Linked DNA regions of Mus musculus: regions 1 and 3 are each linked to region 2. The links are chromatin loops, found by intact Hi-C in ENCODE. Cell type or tissue: left cerebral cortex. All regions are shown on one strand. Region 1 overlaps Sort1 (sortilin 1). Region 2 holds the start of Sort1 (sortilin 1). Region 3 overlaps Psrc1 (proline/serine-rich coiled-coil 1).

The links. A loop is a pair of places that touch in the nucleus more often than their neighbours do. Peaks named below come from ENCODE experiments on the same cell type or tissue, not always from the same donor. Only the 100,000 strongest peaks of a DNase experiment are listed, where the experiment ranks them.
Region 1: it touches region 2 in a loop (4-fold over the local background); 6 of 42 quality-filtered maps call a loop at or near these places.
Region 3: a loop joins it to region 2, with 9 times the contacts of the local background. A loop is called at or near these places in 37 of 42 quality-filtered maps.

Annotation. Positions count from the first base shown.
Region 1 is chr3:108,353,144-108,358,143 of GRCm38, reverse strand. It overlaps Sort1 (sortilin 1), which reads right to left. Exons shown (of 20, transcript NM_019972.3): 17 at 3,903-4,011; 18 at 1,807-1,913; 19 at 1,456-1,567; 20 at 1-915. The coding sequence ends at 901. Among named protein-coding and RNA genes, the nearest start is that of Mybphl, 9.3 kb to the left of the region's middle. In left cerebral cortex, no CTCF peak of the experiment used is centred here; DNase peaks (open chromatin) are centred at 418, 900, 1,475 and 2,649; H3K27ac peaks cover 2,561 bases.
Region 2 is chr3:108,279,481-108,284,480 of GRCm38, reverse strand. It overlaps Psma5 (proteasome subunit alpha 5), which reads right to left. Exons shown (of 9, transcript NM_011967.3): 9 at 4,529-4,746. The coding sequence ends at 4,669. It overlaps Sort1 (sortilin 1), which reads right to left and starts at 417. Exons shown (of 20, transcript NM_019972.3): 1 at 41-417. The coding sequence starts at 340. In left cerebral cortex, CTCF peaks have their summits at 1,945 (motif pointing left) and 4,300; DNase peaks (open chromatin) are centred at 16, 522, 963 and 1,916; H3K4me3 peaks cover 1,380 bases; H3K27ac peaks cover 1,892 bases.
Region 3 is chr3:108,386,653-108,391,652 of GRCm38, reverse strand. Psrc1 (proline/serine-rich coiled-coil 1) reads right to left here. Exons shown (of 8, transcript NM_019976.3): 6 at 4,917-5,000; 7 at 4,258-4,375; 8 at 3,422-4,054. The coding sequence ends at 4,051. Celsr2 (cadherin, EGF LAG seven-pass G-type receptor 2) reads left to right here. Exons shown (of 34, transcript NM_017392.4): 34 at 1-805. Among named protein-coding and RNA genes, the nearest start is that of Psrc1, 5.3 kb to the right of the region's middle. In left cerebral cortex, a CTCF peak has its summit at 2,252 (motif pointing left); DNase peaks (open chromatin) are centred at 2,250 and 4,228; H3K27ac peaks cover 1,707 bases.

The sequences.
Region 1 (5,000 bases), 74 kb before region 2:
GTCCTGTGGCTGCACTGTGCACTGACCAATGAACTCCAGTAAAGGGATGGCGGAGCCTGGGCAGAGCCACTGGCACAGCACAAAGTACAGCCTGAAAGAGCTCAGAAGCAGCCAGTTTTGTCTTTAATAGGTGTCAGAGCTAGTCAATTCTCTGCCTCCCTCTTGCCACAAGTTAAAAATATTGCCCTGTAAGTTTTCCCTATTTAGTGTGTTGGAAGCACATGATTAAGTTAGTTGCCAACGGGCAATTAACAAGGGTATTGCCTAATTAAACGGGAAAAGAAAAGTCATTGTGCCCTACAGTAGTGGTTGGGGGTGAGGTGGGGATGAGGAAGCCGCACAGGGCTGGTGCTCGGTACTCTCTGAACAGGGCTGTCTGCGGATGGAGAAAAGCTGTCCAGGTGTGCCAGTCATTACACCCTCTGCTTCCTTCTCCGAGGCTGCCTCACATGACCAGCAGAGCCCAGGGACAGCACCAGGTATGCGGTGGGAGTTGAGTTGATGCTGGAGTTGGCAGATGCCCTGGGGTGGGCACCAGAGGGAACACACAAGAGCGGGGTCAGCGAAACAATCCCTTTGAGTCCCAAGTTATGTCCCTTAATGCACAAAACAAACCAAGAGAAGCCTAAAGCCCACAGTCTTACAAAAGACAGAAATTGAAACAAAAATGTTAAAGAATTTAAAATTTCCCCCCTCTCCTCAGAGCCAACTGTGAGGTCAGTCGGGGTCCCCCACCCCCATCCTGCTTTCTTTAGTGTAGGTCCTTTGGGCTTGGACAGGAGTGGCAGAAACAGAGCTGGGGCCGACGAGGTGGGAAATTTATTTCCCCAAGTCGGAGCCTCAGGGAGTGTAGGAGGTACTGTGGCTCCACGCACACGCAGTCCCAGCTCCTCTGAAGAGCTATTCCAGGAGGTCCTGAAAAGAAAGACACGTGCGCGTTATTGACAAGTTAGGAAGCTAGTTTGAAAGCAATCACCTGCTTGCTCTGCGCCTCTTGTCACTCCAGTGCTGCTTTGGGCTCATGCATAACTTGGTCCCAGGTGTATTTTTTTTTAACTTAAAATAGATTTACTTATTTTCATTATATATGTATGGGAGGCCAGAAGAGGGCATTGGATTCCCTGGAACCAGAGTTCTAGTGAGTGGTGAGCCATCATGTCTTCGCAGAGAATGAAACCTGGGTTGCCAGAGTGGCAAGTACTTTTAATCCCTGCGCCATCTTTCTGGAGACTGTCTTGATCAGAAGTATAAAAGGAACTCTTTTTAAGACTTTATTCCCAGCACTTGAGAGGCAGACACAGGCCTTGGTGAGTTCGAGGGCAGCTTGATCTACTAGACCTAGAGCTCGTCCTAAGACAGCCAAGGTTAGACAAACCCTGTCTCAAAAAACAAACAGATTAAAAAATAAAAAGACTTAAAAAATTTGGATAATTCCTCAAGAAGAAAGCGCCTCACCTCATCTGAGTCGTCGTGATATCCGCTTTTAGCGTGGGAGGTTGAATCCAAAGCCTCTACGCCGTCAGCCTCTGCGTGCTGCTGTAGCACCGAGTACCGGTGCACCAGGAACCTGTAGAGGGGACCCTGCTTAGTTCCCGAGCTGAAGAGGGAGCATTTGTTATAGTATGGAATTTCCTCAGTTTTCCACACTCATGGCCGCACTGCATGCAGATAGACAATACACAATTTAGACCTGATCTTCAGGGTTATCATTAACTCCTTAGTGTCCGCCAAGAAAACTGGACCACATGGGCTGGGGTGGCTTTTGGTTTGGATTTGGTAGCTCTGACCCACTTCCGCACTTCTTACCTTCCGCCACAGACATATTTCTTCACAATGAGGACTCCTGCTACGACTGTGACAAGCATCAGTCCCACGATGGCCAGGATAATAGGGACAGAATTTGACTTGGAATTCTTGATAAATTAAAACAAACAGAACAGGAGTTAGGCGTGCAGAGTCTATGGTTGCGCTCATATGGTCCAACACACTTAGCCAGGGTACATCTCCACCCCCCAGATGACGGGGCTAGCACACCAGCATAGGGGAATCTGAACACCAGCCTGGAAGCTGTAGTGCAGGGCCTTCAATGTCAAAGTCACAGTGGAAGCCTTGGCCACTGCCTCAAAGCAGGCATGTCCAACCTTTTCACATTGCAACGTGATGCTGTCATCTATAAAGTTCATGCTTGAGAACTGCTCAATTGAGTTACGGGAAAAAAAATCGCATGAAGAATTCATGTTTTAAATAAGTGTACAAATTTGTGTCAGTCCGCCTTTATAGCTATTCTTGGTTGTATGTAGGCCTGGGGCGACAGGTTGGACATGCCTAGAAGATCGCTTTGGTCACCTGTTCCCTGTCCCTCATTTACAACTCCTAGAGGTTATGGGTGGAGCAGGAGGAGGCTGAGAGAATGGGGTGTTGAATGGGTCTATTACTAGACTACCCTCTTTGAAGACGTGTGCCGATGCTGTTCCAGGAAGGCCACTATATGACACGAAGATCTCAGTTGTTACTACCTTTTGGCATGTTTTTACAGATAAGCCTTATCAGATCATTGTTTTCGTGTAACCTACCTGCTTCTGGGTAGGAGATAGGAAGTGTGTGTTTTCAGTGTATCCAAGAGGAGGCGGAGCTGGATTCTGGGACAAGCTGTGTCCCTGTGGGCGGGAGTCCTGTGCAATCATACACACACAAACACTCTGAGGACAGCCACCAGCAGTCCAGGGCAGGGGTGCAGAGAAGGGGGAACTGCCTCCCCTTACCAATACACACACCCACACACTCTTCCCTCATTGCCTTCAGGGTCCCTCCCCTGTCAGTGTCTCCTCCCTTTGAACAGCAGGGATGAGGTGCTGGGACTGTCAGGCATTAGGAAGATGGGCCCTCAGGTTATCTCCCAAGTCATTGCTGGCCCTGCGATGCTTAATGAGGAGGTCTCCCTAACAGTTACCTCATCTGTAGAGCTCCACCAGACAGATGGGCACCACTCTTCCTATGATTTGACGTGAGACGGTCCATTATGATCATAGCTCAGCTTTTGTTCTAGCACACTTGGCATGCATCAGCACAAAAGTCACTACCTACAGTGCAGGGCTCTCCTGCGTGTGTGCGAATCTCCAGTCCATGGCCCTTTATGGTCTTATTCTTCTGTTATATTTTTCTAGAAGTTCTTTTGTTTTTAAATATTTATTTTTGTTTGTAAGTTGTGTGTGTGTCAAGTGTGCATGAGTGCGTGTGCACCTTCGAGTGCAGTGCCCACAGTATCCAGAAGACAGTGTTACATCCTTGGGAGCTGCAGTTGTGAGTGGCCTGGCATGGATGCTCTAATCCACACTGGGGTCCTGTGCAGGGACAGAATGCCGAGTCATCTCTCTCTCCCCAATTGTTTGTTTTGGAGATGGTGTCTCATGTGTCCCAGGCTGACTTTAAACTAGCTGTGTAGCCATGTTCTGATCCTCCTGCCTCAGCTCCCAAGTGTTTGAGTTGCAGGTGTACATGGTTGCCCACGTGTTACTAAGGATTGAAGCCAGGGCCTTACGTATGCTAGGCAAATGCTCTACCTACTGAGCCACAGTGCCCTACTCTGTCACTCACTGAGCACAACTCTTAAATCTTTTCTTCTGAATGACTCTGGGCCTCAGAAACTCTTTAACTCCATGCTGCTAAAACTTTTATAACTTTACATAATACCATTTTCTCCCAAACACAGACCAGTTCTTAGCAGGATGAGCCTGTCACTGGGGTGTGGCATGTGATGGGTCCTGCATCCTGACAGCTTCCCCTGCAAAGCTCTGCAGGACACTGTGGCCATCCTGTATTGATTCCTAAGTGTAACTTTGGTTCTTCCTGACAGAATGTGAAATCCCGCCTACACCCAGAACCTAGGTTTGTTTTCAACATACCTGCTTTGTGGGGTTCAAGAAGTTGCTTGTGCATTTCTTTTTCAAGTCTTTTACTTCTCTGGCGGGATTCATCCCACCTTGGCATTTGTCTCCTGGGATTTTCCGGTACCTGAAAGGCAGAAGAGCTTGGTCAGAGGCTGACAGTGACTGTGTTGGTGTCTGGAGGAAGGCACAGAGACAGTAGCCAGGGGTTCTTGTCTGGGGTGCACCCGACCACTGCTTTGCAGGAGTTCCAGCCATCCTGTCTCATAGGCTGTGAAGTATACAGAGCCTCAAAGAAGCAAGTTTATGAAAGTTTCCCAAAATCCCAAAAGGACAAATTGGAAGCAGCAGTAATGTCAGGCAGAGGCCGGCTGTTGATAACGAAGACTAGGAGATGCCTGTGAGCAAACCAGGATCTCCACACAGCAGCAGAGAAGCCAAAGAGCAACTCCAAGGCTAAGCCAAGCAGTAGATAAGATATGATAAATGTCTGTATTAGTTAGTGTGCAAGAAGCAACTCACACATAAATACCACACACACATCACCACATATACACACCACACACACACATACAACATACAAACATGCATACACCACACATCACACATACACAATGTCTTACTATGCAAGAAGCAACACATATATACCACACACAAACAACATTTACTATACATCATATACATATACATGATAAAAAACTATGTTAGTTAATGTGCCAGAAGCATCACACACACACCATACACACACCCTCCCACATACTACACACATAACATACACATGATAGATATCTGTATTAATGTGCAAGAAGCATCACACATACTATACATACACATACTACATACATACATACACACCCCACATTATATATCTATACCACACACACCACATATAAACATCACACACATGTAAATGTCTATATTAAGGTACAAGAACATTACATACATATACTACACACACACAACATATAAACACACTATATACATACATACTATACATACATACCACATATATGCATACCACACACACACACACCCCACACACAAACACACACCACACATAAAAATAGAGAAGAGGAGAAAAAGGAAATGAAGAAGGGGTGGAAAGAAGATAATTTA
Region 2 (5,000 bases):
CGACCCAACCGGGGCGGGCGCCCGGGCCTCGCGCGCTCACCTGGTGCGTATTGTTGGTCAGCTTGGCGATGAAGTCCGGGAGGCGGCCGCAGTCTTGGTCCTCGGCGGGCGCGCCGCGGCGCCAACGGCCAGCGCGGGGGACGGGGCCCCCGGGCGCGGCGGCGCGCAGCCCCCAGCTCACCCCGACCGGACCGGCCCAGCGCAGCAGAGGAGGCGCGGGCGGCGGCGGCGCGTCCAGCCGGTCCTGGCCGACGGCGGCAGGAGGCAGCAGTTGAAGGAGCAGGAGGAGGCCGAGGGGCCAGCGCAAAAGGCCGTCCGCAGCTCCCCGGGGCCGCTCCATCGCTGCCGAATGCAGACGCCGCTGACACCTGCCACCCGGCGCGCCCGCCCACCCCCGCCGGCGCTGCGCCACACCCCCGAGCTCGGCCCCGCGCTGCTTGGATACGCGCAGCCGGGCCTCTCCTCCCCAATAGGCTGGCCGCCTGTCCTTCTTTCCCGGCCCACTCCTCATTGGCTCGCGTCGCCTCCGGCTTCGGGGGTCCTGGATTCGGATGCCAAGATGCGGGACTGATTGGCTGGAACGTGGCAGGGACGGCTGAGGTCATTCTCCACCGTCGCTCGGCGTCTGCGGGCTGGGCTCCCGGAGTTGGCCTAGGGGTTACCCCTCTCCCCTCCCCGCTCAGCCTGCAGGTTGGCGGCGCTTCCGGAGACCCTCGGGTTAGGGTTGGGTCACGTTGCCGCCTTCTCCACCCTCCTCCCAACCCCCCTCCAAACGCTCCTAAAAATTTCCTTCGGTGGAAACCGCGCCTGGGAAAGCCAGGGAATCCCTGAACTACTACTCTCAGTTGGAAAAGGGGCTCCGACATAAACTGGTACATTAGGATTTTAACCCCGGCTCGCTGGCTCGCCCATTGTCTGCTGAAGGAGCCAAGAAGGTGAATGCGAAAATCCTATGGGGCAGATGAACATCATTACACCCGTGTCTCATGGAAGCCGCAGAAGTCTTTCCAACATGTTTGGCCTCAGTCACCTTCCTCATCTGCAGGGAGGTAGTCAAGAGGCGAAAGTACTTTTTGGCTTCTGCGGACTTGGAAATGTAGGTAGCTTTGCCACCAAGTGTAGGTATACGGGAAGAGAATTGCCTAAAGCCCACTTTATATATTATCATTTTAGTACAGTCACATTCTGATTTTAGTTACCTAAAGCACCCTTAGCCCTGCAGTAAGTGCATCACACCAATTCCCTCACTGAATATGATGCCTCCTAAATGAATACCCACCTCCAGCAAATAACCTCCCCACTGTTCCCTACACCGCAGAAGCTGCTCACACAACTTTTAGAACATGCAGTGCTGGTAAAACCAGTTCTAAATCCTTAACTTCACTCCACCTCTTCCCAACATTTCAAGTTGTTCAGTCGGAACTCAGGAAGCCAGATAAAAAGATACAAAGTATGCAAAATGTTATACCAGAGTGGAAGCCATTGGAAGTTACTTTTAACTTTAACAGTAAACTCAAACGGCAGGCCTACCCGAGTATGCACACGGAATAGTACAAACAAAACTATTTACGTACTCGGGAGTTTTTCCTCTCCCCAAAACCACAGTAAGAAGGGAGCTGTGAAGCTCTGGAAAGCGGAACAGGATGGCAAATCAACAGAAAAGCCCTCCAGTTTCTGAGCCACTGAACAAGATAAAAACTGATGAGTGTGTTTTCTTTCCAGAAATATAAACGCCACATTATTTATTTTTAAGCACAACTTATTTTTAATTCGTGTCAAGTATGGATTAGATCACAAGGCAGTCAGTTACAGTAGCATGTGACCAGTTACGGAGGGGAAAAAGGGGGCTACAAAGGAATATTTCTTTGTTTGGGTGACAAAGATGAATGGTCTATTGTCTTACTATGGGGAAAGAAGAAAGCTAACTCAACAGTGCTACCTGCTGGAGAAACTACCAGATACATCTTTTAGCTATTTAGTTCCATTAACGTTTAGATTTTGTCAGTTTGTTGAACTGGGGAGTCTTTTTTTGTAGCCCAGGGTGGCTTAGAGTCTTTGATCCTCCTTCACCAGCCTCCCAAGCAAAAATATCAATATGAAGTAATTATCACAAAGCTATACCTTTTTGTATGTAAGATCATTTCTTGAACACAACATTTAAAGAAAAGTAACCATCTCTTTGAATTATTCACATTGTAATTATAGCAGATAATGATACTTACTGTTCTCAGTTATACAGACATCCTGCCTTAGCAATAGGAGGGACTGTAAGCTGGAGGGCTACACTATGTTTTCCCTTCGCTTTTTTCTCTGTATATTCTTGAGTGACACACCTCTTCAAAGCAACGTATTCTTTTCCACATCTGCATTAATCTATAGTGTTAAAAGCAGTACTGGACCTGGAGCAACGGCTCAGCAGTTAAGAGCTTACAGGATACCTGGGTTTAGATCCCAGCACCCACGTGGCAGCTCACAACCACCTGTAACTCCAGTTCCAGGGGATCCAATGCATTCTTCTGACCTCCTCAGGCTCCTCATATATACTTGGGTACATGTGCGTGCGCGCGCGCACACACACACACACACACTCACTCATACACATTAGAGATGATTGCCTCTTTTTCCCACTAGAGGTACTTTTCTTAGACTGTGGGAGACTACAGATGACCTTTCACAGCTATGACAGCTTCCCAATAAAATTCTTAAATGACTGGTGGTTAGAATATGCTTGGGCCAGAGAGTGGCACTGTTAGGAGATGTGGCCTTGGAGTGTGTCATTGTGGGTGTAGGCTTTAAGACCTCATCCTAGCTGCCTTGAAGTCAGTCTTCTCTAGTGGCCTTCAGATAAAGGCCTCCTGCACCATGCCTGTCTGGATGCTGCCATGCTCGAACCTCTGAACCTATAAGTCAACCCTGATTAAATGTCCTTATAAGAGTTGCCTTGGTCATAGTGTCTCTTTACAGCAGTGAAACCGTAAGACAATGACTAAGTTGATACAAGATTCCAGGGGCTAAATCTCACATGATACAGGATTAACATCATAACAGGATTAACATCAGTAGAAATCTGCAGAATGTTGAAAATAAACCCAAGTTGCTTTCATTGTATGTGTGGGCAAAACTTCTTCCTTTGCTGAACTGATGTTTTCAAATGTGTTTCAGCACACGCTACTTTTCACTACACTGAATTTTGTATGAAATCAGCTACCATATTACTACTATTTAGTATCAGAGTACAATTTCCTAATGAAAGATTACACAAAGCCCAGCAAATAATTCCTAAGCCATCAAATGAACCGCAATTGACTAGAGGACTAGCCATGCTTCAGCCAATGCAAACCACATCTCAAATTGCTGTTGAGACTTGCTGGTTACTCAAGACTTGGTGATCTGAAACCTTGAAAATCTTGAGATCAAGTCCCAACAGGTTTTTGCTAATTTAAAACAATTTTTAATTTTTAAAACTCCTGTGGATATTGTCTTCATGTCTACATAGCAGGTGTATGCCTGGTGTCTGAGGAGGCCAGGAGAGAGTGCATCCCTGCCACTGGAGTTATAGATGATGGTGAGTTGCCATGTGGGTGCTAAGAACCACACCTGGGTCCTCTGGAGGAGCAGTAAATGCTCTTAACCACTGAGCCATCTCTCCAGCAACAACTTAATTTTCTATGTCCAATGACCTAGCTCTTTATCTGTTAGGAGTGTTAGGAGGTTCAAATGGAATGACTATGAGTCGCAGCCATATGGGAACAGCTCCAGTTTATAGTGCATTCCAAAGTCCAACAGAAACTCCTTCTGAATTTTACAATTCTCTTATACAGCTTAGGTATGTAACTCTCATTGCAACTGAGATCAAAACCAAGGCCATTTCTTTTTTTTTTTTTTTTTTTTTAAGTCCCCTTTCTAAGTTTTTTTGCAGCTCTTAACTTCATAAAAAGGGTACTCTTCCCAGACTGTCCATTAAGACACAAAGAAGTAGCCCCAGGAGTCTTTTGATGGTCAATGAGCAGTGTTCTCATATAAAGGAAGCAAGAGTGTATGTTTCCTTAAGAGACACTCAAGGGCCAGGCAGTGCTGGTGCACACCTCTAGTCCCAGCATTCGGGAGGCAGATCTCTGAGTTCAAGGCCAGCCTAGGCTACAGAGCTAGTTCCAGGATAGTTAGGGCTACACAGAGAAACTCTTTCTCAAAAACCAACCAACCAACCAACCAACCAACTAACCAACCAACCAACCAACCAACTAACCAACAACACCAACCCACTCAAAGACTTAAAATGGATTTCCAGTCGTATTAACATCTACTAATCACTTGGGAGGAGCTGGACTAGTCTGAATTAATCGTCCAGTATCTCAGGCTACAGCTGTCTGAGTTGCAGAGAACCACCACAATGTGTTTAGTTAGGACAGTCATGCTCACAGGAAAGGTATGAAGGGCATTAATTACTATCATCTTTGCCTACCAACATAAACATTTAAAATTATAAGATCACAGACTATTAACAAATATTTTTAAATTTTTTTATTTCAGAATTGCTGTTATGTACAGACTTCATAAAAAAACACACACACATATACTGGATATTTTCCATGACATAAGAGCTGGAAATAAAGTCTAAGGGCAATTAGAACTGAAAGTGTCCCACAGAAGTTCGAGGACGGCTCCTTCTTAAATGTCCTTGATCACCTCCTCCAGTTCTTCCTTTGTGAACATGTGGAAATTCTGACCAGGCTGCACCGTGGCTAGCTGCAGAGAAACAGAAAGGGGTTAATAAGCTTGGCTGGGCTCCTTGCCGATGGCCCTAGCTCGGTCAGAAGTGTTAGTGAGGCAGCTGTTTATTAGGAACTAAGGGATCTGCTGTCCTAGGATATCCTTTACAGCCAGCAGGTCCCTAAAATAACTCTGACTCAAAAATAAAAATTCTTATTAACCAATTTTTCTATTTTAAGGTTAATCCACCATGTAACAGTCAAACTGACATCATTGTTACTTCTTAAAGT
Region 3 (5,000 bases), 110 kb before region 2:
GCTGTCCACTCACCCCCTCCCCGCCAAATCAGACAAATGCCATTTTTTTTTGTCTGACCTGCTGTGGCCTCTGAGACATGTTCTATTTTTAACCCCTTCCTGGAATTGGCTCTCTTCTTCAAAGAACCAGGTCCTTGGTCCCCATTGTCCCCCTACTTGACCCCAGCTCCCTGCGAAGAGAGAGTTAATATATTTTTTATTTATTTGGGTTTTTTTTTTGTGTGTGTGTGTGTGTGTGTTGGGATGGGTTTGTGTCTGGTCCCCAGGGGGTCTCATGTGCCCATTGCAGGCTGGGTGAGTCCCTGGCAGCCCTGGATTTGGGGCCTACCATCCTTCCTCTCGCTCCATTTGCTCTCCTCGGGTTTTTGCAACCACCGTTCATTTGAGTCCCCCTCTCCTCTGAGCATGTATTCCAGACTTGTCACTGACTTCCCTTCTAGAGCAGGTGTAGAATAAAGGCTCGAGGAGGCAGGAAAGATGTCCCTGTCTCTCATTTGGAAGGCTGGCCGCTGGCTTTTCTGCCATGGATTCTCACCTGCCCTCTGCCCTCTTCCCCTCAGCAATTCCTGTAAAGGGTTAAAAATTTAACTGGATATATTTTTTTTTAACTACTGATGACTTGACTTAAAAAAAAATACAAAGATGCTGGATGCTAACTTGATACTAACCATCAGATTGTACAGTTTGATTGTCGCTGTAAATATGGTAGAGTTTTGTTTTTGTTTTTGTTTTTTTTTCCCCCCCCATACTACTGAATAAACTAGTTCTGTGCAGGAGCCATGTCATCGCTGGCTTCTGTAAAGCAGCCTGGGTTGAGGCCTGGATTGTGGGAAACAGGGTAGGTAGAACCTTGACGATCCTGAGGACAGAGAGACTAAAGCCGCAACAGCACAGAGCGCTGAGTCTGGCGGTTGGAAGGGAGAGAAGGAAGATAGGTGGATATTGTTTTCCCCTAGGATATAAGCTTGTACCGCTAGAGAGGCTGGGGAGACTGGGGAGGCTGGAGAGGCTAGAGAGGCTGGGGAGGCTGGAGAGGCTGGAGAGGCTGGGGAGGCTGGAGAGGCTGGAGAGGCTGGGGAGGCTGGAGAGGCTGGGGAGGATGGAGAGGCTGGGGAGGATGGAGAGGCTGGGGAGGATGGAGAGGCTGGGGAGGATGGAGAGGCTGGAGAGGCTGGGGAGGATGGAGAGGCTGGGGAGGATGGGGAGGCTGGAGAGGCTGGGGAGGCTGGGGAGAATGGAGAGGCTGGGGAGGATGGAGAGGCTGGGGAGGCTGGGGAGGATGGGGAGGATGGAGAGGATGGAGGGGGTGGAGAGGCTACACAAATCAGGCCGGTTCTCAGCCTGAGTCCCAGACAAACACGTTTTCTAAGGCAGAATTCGGTAGATAGGAAGAAGTGGAGTGGGAGTTTCTGGGGCTTTTTTCTTTTCTCTTTTCTTTCTTTTTCTTTTTCTTTTTCTTTTTCTTTTTTTTTTTTTTTTTTTTTTTTTTTTTTTTTTTTTTTTTTGGTAAGGGTTTCTCTGTATAGCCCTGGCTGGAACTCATTCAATAGATCAGGCTGGCCTCGAGCTCAGAGATCTGTCTGCCTCTGCCTCCCAAGTGCTGGGATTAAAGGTGTGTGCCACCACCACCTGGCTATTGTGGGCTGTCTGTCTGTCTGTCTGTTTTCTTGGGGGAATAAAGCATACACTCATTCTGGGAATAAGTATGTATTTGGTGACACTACTTCTAGTCCTAATTTTTGTTTTTGAAAGCTCCATCCAACAAATGAGGATATAATGAACCAACCCTGGAACCTCAAGCAGCAGCCTGATTTGTTTGCGCCTTGGTTCTCTGTCTACAAAATGAGGGCAGTGGTAACAGCAGCTGCCTAATTGAGCTTTTAGGAGGATTAAATAACTTAACACATGCAAAGTGCTTACAACTTTTCACAGTGCATAGCAAGAGGCCAATAAACACTGGCTTCTCCTGTTGTTGCTTGTGGAGTGGAAGAGGTGTGGAGGACGGAGAGAAAATTAGAAATCTAAGCCAGGGAGGAGGCGGCAAGCAGGTAGCTAAACAAGAAGGGCAGCTGTGGCAGGTAAGCACTACCACCAAGTGAGTTCGGCAGGTTTGGAGTCAGCGAGCCCTATTGGGTGGAGGCAGAAACTCAAGATTGACCCAGTGAGAGAAAATGCTTTGCCGGCTCCAGCCACCAGGTGGCAGCAACACAAGGGCTTGTGGCTGGCTTTGCTTCCCCACCCACAAGGGCTTGGTTCCAAAACCAAACAAAACCAACCAACCAAAACGGAACAAACCTGCCACCTACTGGCCATGCCGAGGTGTGTGTTCTTAGGCTTGGCTGCTACTGCAGACGCCAGTTAGAAGTTGCCAGCAACTTCTGTTTCCTGAGCTCTGTGCAGACTTATTCACTGGGATGGAGGCCCAGGACAAGCAAGCCTGGAAGACCCCAGGAGATCAAGGGGACTCAGCTACTGGCTGGTTGGTAAGCTTGACCTCACTATAGCCCACCCAGAAGACCTCCCCCTGAGCCAGGCTGTTTGAGGGGAGATAGGCTGGAATCTGGGAAACACACCTGAGACTTTCTTGCCTTGTACCGTATTTCTTCAAATCAGAACCCATGACATCTGTGTTATCTGCTCCCTCCCGCGTGTCAGCTCTGAGAATTTCAGTGGCTGTAGAGGCTGGAATGTAGAGGCAGCCACCACTGTGTATAGTCCCCGTGTATTTATAGGTGTTATTAAATTAATCTTACGGACAGCCATAAGGAAATGCTATGGAGGGCCCCTGGATGTGGGGATAGGGGAGGAGCGCTGAAGGCCTAAGAGCACTTTTGGACACAGTAGCGGGCCACCCTTTCTCCTTTATGCTCAGTTGCCTTTAGGGAAGTTTCTTCTTCATAAAGGACTGATTTAGTTCTGACTGCAGGAGTCAAAGGCTACAAATCGGATCCTAAGCTGGGCTTGTTAAAACCTTATTCTGTTTTCAGTGAGTACTCACTACCATGTGTCCATTCTGCAGTGTTCCACCAGACAAGCTATAACACAAGGGCACAGTCAGAGTTACTAAATTGTGATGCCAGCCCTCGGATCCAGCAGAGGAGCAGAGAGAGAGCACAGGCAACCCTAATGAAGTGAGGTAGAGGCAACCTCAGAAGCAACACCAACAAAGGGCCTCTATCCCCTAAGGGGTTCCATTGTCTTGTCAAATAATAGTTAAGTCTAAGGAGTAACAGTAGACTTAGTTCCTACCATAACAGCCTCAGGCGCTGTAGGTGAAACCTCAGTCAACTTTGATCTGGACTATCTGTAAACACTGAAAGGAGAAAGGAGACTTGATTGGAATTGACCGGCACCAAGGGACTAGTCACGGCTGCAGGAGCTGGAGGTTCAAATCCCTAGGGCCTATGTCTGAGAGCTCACTAGAATTACACAGACGTTTATTTTAAAACTGTTAAAATCTACTTTCAGATATACAGAAAAAAATTTTTTTAATTCATTTATTTAAGAAAAAATATGAAGATGTGAGTAAGCTTATAACTGATTGACCTGTGAGAAGTCAAAGAATTCATAGGAAACAAGTTCTGTACATCAGCTGTCCTCCTGGCCTTTCCAAACAGACCAGTATCCAGTCAGGAAGACATGTCATAGAGAACTGAGCCGGCGGGCTCCTAAGGCCGCTCATATGGGAATGGCCAGTGAACCGTGGTAGAAGATCAAGCTCTCTAGTCCTGACCACAAGATGGAAGGAGACAGATAGGTCACTCTGCCTGCATTTATTATTTTGTTTGTGAGTTTCTCCACGGGCAGATGACCTCTGCCCCTCTCTTCTTCTTTCAGGGCAGGGTAGGGTGGGGTTGAGTCCCCTCAAGCTCAAGGCACCCGATCCCCCATAGTCTCTACTTCAGAGGTCAGCCCTGGAGGCATCTCTTCCTCCCATCTCTGGGCACAGAGCTACTGGAGTTAGGGACCACTGGCAGAGGAGAGTCCAGACTTTGATGGCTAAGATGGTAGTGGCTTGCTATTGAGTCTTTGTTTGCTGACGTGCTCTTCTTACCTGAAAGAAGAGGGGGGGGGGGGTGCTTTAAAAAAACCTTCTTCCTCCGGAGCCTGTCTGGTACCCAGCCAAACTCACACCCCCTCAGGATGGGAGAGTAGCACCCCTCACCCCTCTCCTCCCCACTCAACACAGAATTCGAGGATGCTGTGTGCACCGCAGCTTGGAAGCCCAGGTGATGAGAACAGAGGGACCAGTTTTACCTAGTCGGTCCAGGGACTGCAGCTTTCCTGAGGGGCTGCGCCCTGCCTCGAGCGGCACTGGTGGTCCTGCCTCGAGCCGCACTGGTGGTTGGAAGGTTTGTTTTCTGGGAAACAGAGGCTTGATGGAAATTAACAAGAGATGAGTTAGAACGAAGCTCAGCTGACGTCATCAGAAAGACTGGATGAAGGTATGTGTTTCCTGACCAAGGTAAAACCATGAGCCACGTAGAAAGCAAGGCATTCCCTCCTTAACACTACGTGAAAGTAGTGTTAACAGCAGTTACAGCTGTAGTGGGGGAAGATCAAGCCGTGTCACTGCAGACATTCTTCTATCTAAGGTTCTCTGTTTTTGTTTTGTTTCTTTGGTTTTTGAGACAGGATCTCCCCATAATAGCTATGGTTGTCCTGGAACTCACTCTGTAGACCAGGCTGGTCTTGAACCCAGAAATCTGCCTGCCTCTGCCTCCCAAGTGCTGGGATCAAAGGCGTGCGCCACCACTGCCCGACTCTATTTTGTTTTTCTTTTTCTCCTGAGACATGGTTTTATATAGCTAAGGCTGGCCTTGAGCGTCTTATTCTCTGGTGTCTACCCTCTGAGTGCTGAGACTACAGAAATGTGCCACCATGCTAAGCCTGACCATTTGTCCACTCTATCTTACCTCTGTGCCCTATGGCGCTTGGATGCCCTTTCTGAGTTGAGAGAGAATCTGGAGCTAGGGCACCTTTTCCAGGTGGTAGACTCC